2 separate regions of the Homo sapiens genome follow, and region 2 is linked to region 1. A link is an interaction called in ENCODE POLR2A ChIA-PET data of the cell type or tissue named here. Cell type or tissue: GM12878. All regions are shown on one strand. Each heading gives the region's core, and the rest is flanking DNA. Links, peaks and the distances in the headings are about the cores only.

What was found. Peaks named below come from ENCODE experiments on the same cell type or tissue, not always from the same donor. Only the 100,000 strongest peaks of a DNase experiment are listed, where the experiment ranks them.
Region 2: POLR2A ChIA-PET joins it to region 1 with 5 read pairs; 2 of 35 experiments call an interaction of 5 or more read pairs at or near these places.

Annotation. Positions count from the first base shown.
Region 1 is chrX:38,891,443-38,897,954 of GRCh38, reverse strand. All of the region lies in intron 1 of LOC124905177 (a long non-coding RNA gene), which reads right to left. Among named protein-coding and RNA genes, the nearest start is that of MID1IP1-AS1, 91 kb to the right of the region's middle. In GM12878, for the core only: no CTCF peak of the experiment used is centred there; no DNase peak of the experiment used is centred there.
Region 2 is chrX:39,141,925-39,148,436 of GRCh38, reverse strand. No RefSeq gene overlaps it. Among named protein-coding and RNA genes, the nearest start is that of LINC01281, 180 kb to the left of the region's middle. In GM12878, for the core only: no CTCF peak of the experiment used is centred there; DNase peaks (open chromatin) are centred at 3,256 and 3,957; H3K27ac peaks cover 1,047 bases.

The sequences.
Region 1 (6,512 bases), core at 1,014-6,013:
CGGGGTTTCACCTTGTTAGCCAGGATGGTCTCGATCTCCTGACCTCATGATCCACCCGCCTCGGCCTCCCAAAGTGCTGGGATTACAGGCGTGAGCCACCGCGCCCGGCCACCTTGTCCTTTCTCACAACAAACAACAGTATAAACTGGGGCCAGGACATTCATAGGTCACAGAGAGCCAGTGTAAACTCTAGAGGCCTGATCCCTGGAATACAATATGTGTGAGGAGGAAGGAGAAGGCAGTGTAGCCGAAAGTCAGCATTATCCTCCACCCTATGCATGGGTCTAGCTGCTCTCACCATCACTGAGATGAAGTGGCCCTGCAAACATGATTCTGCAGTGTGTCAGGGTTAGAGTCAGGACCTGGCTGTGTATTACCCCAGGCAACCTTCACAGTTGTTCCCCCACTGCACTTCTGGTCTGACAACTGGAAACAGTCAAACATGGAGTGACAGGGAGGAAATATGGAGTGATGAGTTTTCTGCCACCAACCACCCTGGAAGACAGACTATGGAACCAAGAGAGAATGTCATCCACAAAGTCTCTGCAATGTGAATAGGGCTATGCAGAAAGGGTCTGGTATTGGCCATCAGATCTGGAGCCTACATATCTAAGACAAGCCAGATGAGATTGGTGGACATTCTGGATGTGCTAGGTAGCTCTCTTGGTTGCAAACACCAGAAATTGTTCCTAGGTCATTCAAAAGTTGAAGATGAATTTGTTGGTAGGTTATTGGTTAGCTCACAGACTTGACAAAAAGCAAGAGAATGAGATGACCAAAAGAAGCTGAAGAACACGAGCACAGATAAGGTCATGATGCAAGACCAGCCTGGTTATGGTGCCAGGCACGGCAACCTCTGAACGCTACCACTGCCACTGGGATGGTCACTGCTAAACAAGAGACACCGCCCACCTCCTTGTCTCTCACTAAGCCCCACTCAGGAACACAAGAAGGGGCCTCAGATGTGGGACAGGCAAAATATAACAAGTGTCTTCTCACATTGGTTGTTCATTCAGCTAAGGGGTTTATGCAAAACCTCAGAAGAGCCAAAGATGTGGGACATGTGTAATGACAGATATGACTGTGTTTAATCTCCCTTAGTACCTCCAGCCCCTGTGATTTTCAGCTAGCTCATGCTAATGCTCTTTTGCAACCCTCCTCCTTTTTCCCCTATTTTTCCACAATGTTAATAATCAATCATTGAACAACCATGCAATTTGGTAGATGATTTACATTCATTGTTTTCTTTAATTGCCACATAAACTCATGAAGCAGGTATGACAATTTCCATTTTCAGGTAAAGAAATTAAGGCTTTAAAAATTAAGCAACTTGCCTAAAGTCACTCAGCTAATCTATGACAAAAGTGGGATTTGAACCCAAGTCTGGCTGACTCTAAAGCCTGAGGTTTGGATGGTGTAAAGAATCCCCTTTCAACATCAAAAAACTCATAGATACCAACAAGACAATAGCATTTATAGTATGTATTGATTTTTAAATACATAATGACAAAAGCAATGTTAATTCAGTATACATAAAGATCTATTGTATGAATCCTAGTAGTATCTACACACAATGTTTTATTAACTACAATAGGATCTACATGTATTTGAAAAACATATCTGAAGAATATTTTACAAATCTAGCCTTCCTCTCCCACATACTTCTTACAAGAATTATGTCCCCTCAGCCTACCAGCTAGGGAGCAGGCACATGACTTGAGTTTGGCCAGCTACTGCAGAACTTTGACACGAACTGTAAATTGCAAGTGACCATGCTAAACCCTAAAACTCTGTGGCTCCCATAGAATGCAAATCATAAATGTTGAAGGAAGGAAGGTAAGAAGGGAGGGAGAAAAAGTTAGAAGGGAGGGAGTGGAAGGGCCAGGGCAGGTGCAGTCAGGAGAAGCTAAGCCAACTTGAAGGTTTAGGCTAATAGGTTCCTCATGTTCAAAGGTCAAGTCTAGAAAAATTGGCTCCTGGTTGGCTTCACAGGTCATGGCAGGTGAACCAAAGAAAGAGTCTACAGCCCTTAGCAAAAAACTGAGGATCAAAAGGTCAGGGAACCAGGAAAAGTGTCTAAGTAATTGGGCAGGAATTTGGGCACTGACAGAAAAGAAGACACTAAACACCAAACCCTCCACCCACTACCCACTGCCCACCACCCGACACAGGGCTTTTGTTACCATCCAGCTAAGGAGCAGAGCAGGCCTCAGAATTCAGGACAGGCTGAGCCCTTATGTGCCTCCTGGAAGACAGCATTTCCCAGACTATTCCTGGGACTCTTGTTCTATGAACAAGAGCTTCATAGAGCTTTCTGTTAAGGGATGATTTGTGGCCAAATTCTGTTTACCTCTCGGAGTTTCATGGTGTACATTAGTATGTTAAAGACTCTTGCAAGTTCAGAGGTAAAGAAACCTATTGACCTTTGTTGAACTCCAGCATTTCTCAAACTTACTTGATCCTGGAAGCCTATTTTGTAGACTGCCTATTATTGTCTCAGGGAGCATTAAGGTTCCAAGACAACAGCTATGGAAATACTGCCCTACAGCACCAGTATTCTCAGGCAGTGTGGACCCTTTTTCCATATAGTCATGCCTTGGAAGTCCTAGAAGAATTCTCTCTCTCTCTCTCTCTCTCTCTCAAGTCCTGGAAGATTCTCTCTCTCTCTCTCTCTTTTTCTGTTTCTCTCCTCACTCTCAGCTTTCTAATCTGCACACTGGTTGGGTGATCATGCACATTCATCTTAACATAGCCAATGGAAGTATTTTTAAGGCTGTTGTCATCTCTTCTGGAGAGCTTTCCTTGAGATCTCCCACCCCAAGCCCACCTCAATCCCACCCAACCCAAGGGGGCTGCCACATCTCCAGTGTTGAGGTGAAGAACACCCACTTTGAACCAGATTGCCTACGTTTGAATTCTGACTCTGTCAATTACTAGCTGTGTGACCTTTGGCAAATAAGTTAACATTTCTGTGCCTGTACTCACCTACCTCACAGAGTTGTGGTGAGGATTAAATGATGTTATACCTGTAAGCATTTAGACAAGTGCCTGGAAGAAAGTAATCTCTGAGTGTTTGCTCTCATTACCCCCACACTGTCCAGTCATTATCATTTTATCCTACTCCTTTATTAGACTCTATGCAGTTTGACAGCAGAGGTTGTGTCTTTTAGCCCTGTGTTTCCTGTGCCTAGCACAGTGCCTGACACATGCTGGCTACACCATATAGGTTATTGAATAAAAAAATCTGGCCAGGTGCAGTGGCTCATGCCTGTAATCCTAGCACTTTAGGAGGCTGAGGTGGGCAGATCAGTTGAGCTCAGGAGTTGGAGACCAGCTTGGCCAACATGGCGAAACCCTGTCTCTACAAAAAATACAAAAACTAGCTGGGGGTGGTAGTACGTGCCTATAGCCCCAGCTACCTGGGAGTCTGAGGTGGGAGGACTGCTTGAGCCCAAGAGGCAGAGGTTGCAGTGAGCCAATGTAGTGCAACTGCACTCCAGCCTGGATGACAGAGTGAGACCCTGTCCCCCCCCCCGCAAAAAAAATCATTTGTGATTTTGAGAGAAACATCAAATGGAGACTAAAACTTCTTTTCTAGAAAATTCTAGCAAATTGAGAGAAACCAGCTGATGATATAAAAAACAAACAACCAAAAAAGAGCTCATATGTGAAGCTATAGCTGAGAGATACCTGGTTCTATAATCCATTGCCAGTTTCATCCTTCTAAGTCCATCACGATGAAATGAATCATGATGCTTTGCTTAATTTGCACATCTTTTTTTAATGGAGAATTGATCTTTCCTCCCTTAGCGAAACTTTGTGGTGGCATTACAAAGGGGAAAATAAATTTTTACATTCACATATCAAATGTTTTTATTTTCAATTATAAAATCTGTCTTTCTAAGACATTCTACAAGCGGAAGCACAGTGGAATCCTGCCTGTGAGATCTGTTTTAAGCGTTCTCAGCAGCTCAGCTTTCTAATGTTCCATTCTGGGGCAAGCATTTCTCAATTGGGTAGGAGTTCCAGAATGCCTAGACTTTTATCTGTCTTCTTGGTTTTGGGGAAAGAAAGCTGTTTTTATTTCTAAGCCTGGGTTTTCTTAACAAAATGATTGTCAGAAATGCTCTTGCTCTGTGCCCTTCCCCTCTTCTGCTCCAGCCATGAGGAGAGAGGTATCATTTAATGATCCTTACTTGTAAAGGGAATAAAAATAAAAAGCAGAGAAAGTAGTAGAAGTGGGAAGATCTCCAAAAGTCATAGCCCCCATTACTATGTGTTTCTAATTCTAGCCACAGATACCGCCGCAGACCTGGAGGAATTTGTTCTTAACAATTTAAGCAAGATTTTTTAAAGTTAATCATATACCACAAACCTTTAAAACAGACATTTCCAGTCTGCAAACCATTTTTACACTCTCCACTTGTCTTTTCTACCTTGCGGTGACAGACTTATCTCATTCTGTCCTTGTCCTAAACTCAGCTATGACAGCGGGAATGGACAAAGATGCAAAGAGAATTATCAAATATCAAAGGAGAAAATACCAAAGTCTGTGTTTTCCCCAGCTGAAGTCTTCAATTCACCTGGGATGTATTTTGTAGTTTTCAGTGTGTTTCAAATTTAAAATTATCACGGCAACAAAACTCTAAAATCTATCTCCTGTGTGTGTGTGCAAGCATGTGTGTGTGTGTTGTTTTGAGGGTTATATTTCTGGTGTTTTGTTTCTATTTAGTTGTTTTTGTGAAATGTAAGGGAGAATGTTTAATGGCCTAGTTCAGCACTTTCAGAATGGTTGGCTCTGTTCTCAGCCTTGAAATGGACTTGGCTGTTATCTTTAAGTAAGTCAACCTAGTAATCTACCCTCCTGTTTTCCCAACTCTAAAAACAGAACATACTTGCACTCAGTCCCACAGATAAGGCACAAGGGCTATTTAAAAAGGTAGCCAATCTGGCCGGGCGCGGTGGCTCACGCCTGTAATCCCAGCACTTTGGGAGGCTGAGGCAGGTGGATCACGAGGTCAGGAGATCGAGACCATCCTGGCTAACACGGTGAAACCCCGTCTCCGCTAAAAATACAAAAAATTAGCCGGGCGTGGTGGCAGGCAACTGTAGTCCCAGCTGCTTGGGAGGCTGAGGCAGGAGAATGGCGTGAACCCGGGAGGCGGAGCTTGCAGTGAGCCGAGATAGCGCCACTGCACTCCAGCCTGGGCGACAGAGTGAGACTCCGTCTCAAAAAAAAAAAAAAAATAGCCAATCTGTCGCCTTCCAGGGGCTTTACACAAGGTATACAACGTCAATATTCTAAACAGTTCTAGCCCTCTGTCCTGTATATGTTTCTAGCTGCTTCATCATTCATACAGAGCCTTTTCTTTCATCTTCCCCATGAGCTTGTGCACAGGTTCAAATGGTGATAATTACCATAAAACAATTGTGTTGTCCTTCTCCCAATAAAAATCGCTCTGTTAATCAGCCAACTTGCAGCCCCCTTGACTGAGGACTCTTATGCCAAACTGGCAGGGTAGAACGTGGCTGCAGATAAATTAGCCCATGTGTGATTGCATGCGAAAACACATTGATTTAGGATTTTTTTCCCTCTCCCCTTCAACCTGACAACTTGTCTAAATAGGCTTTTGCCTCGACCTGACAGCTCGTGGACAAGTTGTGTACAACAGGCCATTAAAACTCAATGCTCTGAATATTGAAAGTACAAAACACAGACAAAGGGATAAGATTGAAAGATAAAAGGATGAACAAAGGAAGTGGGGGAGGATAGGGGTAGGGTCTGAGGAGTTATCCTTTAGCTGTGCTTTCAGACTTTGTCACAGGCTAAATTCTTTGAAATTGACTCTGAAATGGAGTTGAGGTGAAGGCTGTTTATGAGGGATCAACACCTATGGCAGGGAGGAGGGGAAAGCAGAATTGGGTACAGGAAGAAGTTGAGCTAAGACACATGCTGGACAAACTCTAAGCTAGCTCTCCCTTCCCTGAGGGGCTTTGGAATGGTCCTGTGTTGGGCTAAAGTGGTTGGACCTTTATCCCCCACCCACACTTTCATTCATCATTGCAAGGGCAAGGGCATACTCTGAGACTGAGCTCACTTCCTGCAGCTGAGGCAAACCGTGACTGACAGAGCTGACAGCTGGGGTACATCTTTCCCTTGGAGGTGGATCTGAGCCATGCATCTCTGTGTCTACAGCAGAGATACTCACAATTGCCTACATGATCATAGCCCAACTCTTTGCATCTCTAGATCTCTAGTCATTTCCTAGCCCAGATCAAGTTATGTCTTTTTTGACCACAGCATAACAGCTCCTATAATTAAGCACTGGTTAGACCCCTGCTGTGAGCTGTACCTACTTTATCTCATTTAATTCTCATAACAACCTTGAGGTAGGTTTCTTTTATTTTTCTTCTTTCTTTCTTTCTTTTTTTTTTTTTTTTTTTGACAGTCTTTCTCTGTTCCCCAGGCTGGAGAGCAGTGGCGTGGTCTTGGCTCACTGCAAGGTCCACCT
Region 2 (6,512 bases), core at 845-5,844, 250 kb before region 1:
CTTTCATTCGCTGGCTTGTCTGAAGTCCTGGCCTGAAACTTTACCCGACACTCAGGGCATAGGCACAGGCCCAAATGGGTGGGATGGTGACCCAGTAGGTCTGAGGCAGCTCTTTAGTCTCTCTTTGCATTCCCATTGCTTTCATTCTTATTTATTTATTGATGTATTTACAAGGAAGGAAAAGGCATCCTCTCCACCCCTTCCCACTTTCAGGTTCAGGCCCAGTGTACTCTAAGTCAAAGCAATTCACATGTGACTGCAGCACACCTGTGTCCTCCACTTCCTGCATCTTCCAGGAGGTCTAATAGGCTGAGAGTATCAGCAAGTGGGCAAGGGCTGTACTCCTGACTGCTGACAAGTGGCCACCTTAGAGAGGGCTGCCAGAGGGCCAATGCACTAATGGCTGTCTCAGAAACCACAGCACTGAAAATAATAATGGGCTGAAACTCAGAGCCCTCTACAGGCTCCCCGCCCCCCAAATCAGAGCCTCAGGGATGTGCCAACTGCCAGGGCACAATCTAGCCCACTGGGTGCTCCACATGGAGAAACACTTTCTGGCTTCCCCTTCTTCATGGCAAAAGGTGAATCTAACATGAAGTCTGCAAACACATCGACCCAGGCTCCCAAACCCTATTCACTGAAGTAGCAGATGGTTGGAGGAGAGCAAGGACCAGCCAGGCCAGAACATTCACTGGCAAGCCACTCTTCTTTCTCAAGACAGCGTTGATTGTAATAGCAGATAGTGTTAGTGCTCCACTCAGACCCCCTTGGATCCCTGTTGATCCTTTGCGTACTCTGCCCCCTTCACTGTGCTCTTACTTCAAACACCTAGCACCTATGCTCTGCTTCGGGAGGACAGCCCCCAGACTAAAAGTAGGGAGCCACTTTGCACGCATTTGCAGGGAACTGGAAGTACCTGGGTGACTCTCCGTCATTGACTGCTGGAGGCAGATGCATGAAACCTAGCTCTTTTACCCATAGTGGGGCAATTCTGAGGCACAATTTACCCTCCAGAACTCCCCTGCAGATTGGGCTAAGGCTGCAACTCACCTGAGTGTGCCCTTGCCCAGCTTCTTCCTTTCTCTTTCCCTACTTCCCCTCCTTCTTTGCAGGTCTCCCCTGGGAGGGCTTCTTCACCATTCACTTGCTTGCAAATCCTCATCCTAGGGTCTGCTTCTGGCAACCCAGCCTAGAGTTTGCATACAAAATCCTAAGTTTTCCTCCCATTAGCATCTCATAAGCAAAAGAAATGCTCTGCTCCTATTCTCTCTCTCTCTCTAATTACCTTTACCCCACCTCCCCATAAGCCAGCTCTTCCTCCAGACCCCTCTGTTGCCTTTAGAAAGACCCACCATTTTCTTTGACACCAAATTCAGAAACATGGGTATCTTGCATTGTCTCTACTACCCAAGCATTCTTCCCTACTGCCACCCTCCTAGCTTAGGACCCTTTCCTTCTCCTCCCAGACTAATACAGCCAGCCCTCAGTATTAGGTGTCTACCTTCTACCTCCCACTGTTCCAGAATACCTTGGACACTGCTGGCAAATGGATCCTGCCCAGGTCGAATTTCTCCATCCCTCCCCCGATTACAAAGTTTTCAGTGACTTGAAAATTCTGGCTGAAGTAAGTGTATCCTTTTTGTCTGGGCATTCCAGGCTCTCCCCAACATGCCTCCAGGCTGCATCTCCAAATTTTTGAGGGCCAAAATGGGAAGCCACCACCTACACTCAGCACATTCCCTCAAAGTAAGCCTTTTTAATATGTTGAGATCATCATGGTGGTCAAGACCGTGGTGCAAAGACAATAGATGAAGAACTGTGCTAGACAAACACATTGAGGAGACACGAGTGAGACACACTGAATGAGACACATTGGGAATCAGAGAGGGTATGGAGCCATTTTTATTAATTTTCCTCTGGTTTGAGAATCTAGATTCACTTTTACTTACTCGCATTTTACAAGAGCCATATAGTGTTTTTGGTTCCTCCCCCCTAACACCTGTTTAGTTGGGTCTTTAATCAGGCTTCTGTCCAGCCCTTAGGACTTCAGGTTCTCCACTGTGCCATGCAGCAGGCACCCACCCACGGCCTTCACCTTGGGCAGGACACGTGCTCATGTTTTGGAAGTTTCATGCCTGCCACTCAATTAACCCAAATTCATAAAATCATGTATAAAATGTGTGTCCTGGCTTTTTCTTCTTCCAGGCCCCCATCTCCCAGGTTTCTAACCCTGGGCTTAACTTCTCTAGGTAGACCTTCAATCTGCCATCTCTGGTGTAGCATGGGCACAGATCTAATGCTTTCCCACCCATTCTCTACAAGAACCTGTGTTCTCCCTGTCACAAGTTTGTCTTTGGCAGCCCTGGGCAAATAACCTCTCAGCTCAGCCAAGCTCTGGAAACTTTTCCAGGGACAGTCTGTGATCTGTTTTAGTCCTCTGCCTATTCCTTTGACTATTTATAAACTCCTTGAGTGTGGTGGGCATTCAATTGTGTTGCCTAGATCCCCCTTCAAGGAAGGACTTGATGTCCAGCTCTGCAGACAGCTTCCAGTTGTCAGCCCCTTCAGAGTCTGCCTAAACGCTGAGACTGGCCTTGTCATGTCCTTTCTGGGGTGGCCCATGTCTGGTTTAGTGAGCAAGGCAGGGCTGTAGAAACCTGGCCATTTTGGTCTGGTGTTGTACCCTCTGAGGACAGTCTTTGTTCCAGAGTTTGCCTGACTGGCGGAGGCTTCGTTGGGTCTGCATCACACACAGTTCCAGGTCCTTCTTTGCAGAGTTTTTATTTCTCCCCCTTCTTTTCACAGGTGTTGATCCCCCACAGACATCTCATACCCAGAACTCTGCCTCAGCATTTGTATCTGGTGATCACAACATGTAGCTCTGGATCAAGGGGCATGGCTATGCCTCTCTGTGTCCCTTACAGCACTTACCTGTGGGGTTTGCTTTAGAAGACGACTTGCAAATGTTTGCTGATTGAATTGCTGCTAGTAATTACTAACATTGAAGGAGTAGGCCCATGTACCTGGCACCAAATGAAGCAGGTAGATCATTTTACATGAATATATCCTTCAGTCCTCAGAGAACCCCATGAGAAAAGCACCATTATTTCTCCCTTTTTCACAGATGAGGAAACTAACGCACAGAAAGTAAGCAACGACGTGAGAACATGAGCCCAGGCAGTCTGACTCCTGAACCAAAACTCCTCCCCCCCATGTTGGAGCTAAGCTCTAGATGCAGCTGACTGTTGATCACTAACAGTTAACAGGAACCATATGGTGACACGAGGCAGTGTCAGAAAGCCAAAGGGGAACTGACACAACGTTGGAGTGGTAGGCATTCATGTGGGACTGGCTGGCTCGGAAACTTTCTGAGCCTGTGTCTTCCAGCACATCTGTCTCTGTTTTCTCCTCCTAAAAATCATGTCATCATGGACTGCCTGAACTAGCAGCAAACATAGCTTAAACTCGCTGTGGTACAAAGCAGGAGTAAGCCCAGAGAGGTTAAGGAACATCCCCAAGGTCACAGAGCTCGTTGGTTTCTAGCCCTCAAGACCAGCCAGGGTTTCCACCTCATCCCACTCCATCCCCTCTCCACACCACACCTTTCCCCTTCTTCCCCTCTACATCACACCCCAAAGCTCTCTGGTAGTTAGTTGGTGGATGTTGAGGCAGGAAGGGCACCTCCAACTTGGCAAGGCCAACTGTGGAGTCAGAAATCCTCTGCCTTCTCAGTCAGGCCCTCTTGCTGATTCAACTCCATCAGCATTCCAAGCACCTCTGAAATGTAAAGGCAAGGGGATTGCAAGAAGGGTAGTTGTAAGAGTGATGCAACAGCACTACCTCATTTTTATTGCTACCTTGCCCAAGTTCTATTATTAAATTTCTCACTTCCCCTTAACATTAAAACCTAACAGCACGATGGCAAGTGGTTAAGTGCTATGAAATCAAACAAGCCTTGGTGTGCAACCCACCTTACCTCTTTCTAGCAGCGTGACCTTGAGAAATTTACTGAAATTCTTTGAGCATCAGTTCCTTCCTCTGTACAGTGAAGCAAATAATGCTCAATAGTGACTTCGTAGGGTGGGGGAGGGATAAATGAAAGAATGAATATGGAAGACAGCACAGGGCTGCTGAACACAGTAAAGCTACTGTAACTTGTAGCCATTGTTATTTTTATTAAAGATACATAAGAGATAACATATGTGGCACCCAGTAATCATTAATCCAACATCCTCAGCAGGGAAGAACAAATCAGCACATGCATTAATTAGAGTTTCTCATAACAGAAAGGATTCAGCTGATGTGTGCAGTGCCTCTCAGGAGAGAGGCAGGACCAGACTCGCCATCTCTGGATCAGAATCTATCCTAAGGCAGTCCCAGGCCACAGAATCCCTCTTCTCCAAACTCATCACTGATATTGCACCTATAACCCTCATGATTCAGGTTTCCTTAAAGTGAGGATGAAGGCAGTATGACTGAATCAACAAGAATAGGGGTGGAAGGCTGGAGTGGGAGAGATATGTGATGTTTCAATAACTTGGTGGACTGAGCTAACAAGGACCATGCTCCCACTGCAAACACAGAGAGATATCTGATAAAACATAATGAAAAAGTAAATAAGTACACAGTTTGAAAAGGAGGAAGGAAGGAAGGGAGGGAGGGAGGGAAGGAGGGAGGGAGGAAGGAAGGAAGGACGAGCAGATGGAGGGAGGGTAGGTGCAAGGGAAGGAGGGAAGGAAGGAGGGGAAGGAAAGGAGAGAGAAAAAAGGGAGAAAGGAAGAAAGGAAAAATGAAAGGAATCCCCATATTTCAAAAGGAATCATCCATTTCAATCAGCAGCATTCATTGACTTAAGGCTGAAATGATACAGCGAGTAACTAGAGAATGGGATTTCAAGTTTTGAAAGCATGACCAAAAAGGTGACAGAGCCTAGACTTCCAAAGCCCTTAGACATCACATTGCATGATGCTGTAAGATCAGGCCTCCAGCACTAGGCTACAGGGAGAAAGTCCGAAAGGAAGAAGAGCCTTTGTTGCTGGAGGAATCCCCGAGAAAGGGGATTTCTTGCTATGCTTTGTCCACCCATCCTTCCAACCCACCAGACCAAACACCAGATAAGTCTGGGGAACCCAAGTGCTCAAGGCTGTTTTTCTTATCCCATTATCTCGTTTGAGTTCACATACAATATGGGCTTGAGAATAAAATAGATCAAATCCTGGGTCTGTCACTTTCTATCTGTATAACATTGGGAGGATTATATGATTGCTGTGTGTTCATTTCTTCAACTATAAAAAAAAAAACAAAAATAAAAACAATAAACATGTCACTACCAAATATATAGAAATCCAATTCTTAATCATTCTCAATCCCTGCTGGAATAGGACACCCACACGCATGCACACAAATTCTCTCTCTCTCTTTTTCCCTGAATGTATGAGTCTGGAATCTTCTGCTTGCAAGTGACAGAGACTCATTTTAAACTAGCAAAAACGCAAACTGAGCGGGACTTATTTATTCAAGGAACTGAATTTAATGTGGTTATGTTTCTTTGGCCCCTTTCTTAGCTTGTCCTTGCTTTCTTTTCCTTGCCCTCATTCTCTCCTACTGAAAACAGCTTCATCCCTGAGCTGGGAAATTGCTTAAAGCACCTCCAGTCTCTTTGTATAACTCATCATCTCCAAGAAAATCTCAGATTATTTCAGCAAGAATATCTCAGGGAAGGTCTGTTCTGAGAGGTCTGTTTGGGGACATGTGCTGTGCTCTGAACTGATGATTCTGGCCAGGGGGATAAATTAATCTGACTGGGCAAGCCTAGCTCACCTCTTCACCCTTTACACAGGGGTCAGAGGGGAGGAGATGGAATGTCATTAGACCCAACTAAACCTTAGTTCCCCAAAGGAAAAAGGAATTACATTTTCAGAGGAAAGAGGGAAAGAGTCTCAGAAAGTAGGACTAACAGAGATACCCACTACATTCTATCTTTTGGCTACCCAGAATTCATATACATTACTTTAAAAATGTCCCCACCCCATTTAATACATCAGTCCCACATACAATAAATGTGTATTTACTCCCCTCCTAGAGGGAGAGAAGCCAAAGTCTTTTCCAGATACTAAGTTCAAATCCAAGTCTTAGATTACTGTTTCTGGGGGCAGATATGAATGTAGGTCTTTATAGCCCAGTTACCTCCATCTACATCAGGGTTTCTTAAACTTTCTGTACCATAAACTACTTGGTAGTCTAGTGATGCCTATGGATCCCTTTTCAGAATCATGTATTTAATCGAAGAAAATAAAATATGCTTGAAATATATTTCGCAAAACATTATAAAACAAATTCATGATATAGAGATGTATGTACTTCTTGATTGATGCATTAAATAGCAAGATCTAGTAGTAAATCCAGTAATACTACAATTTCAAAAGTGATGACCATGAATGGCATTATGAGATATCTACCACAAGTCTCACATGATATAAAAATATCTGCAATTCACTGGTGACCAGTACTGC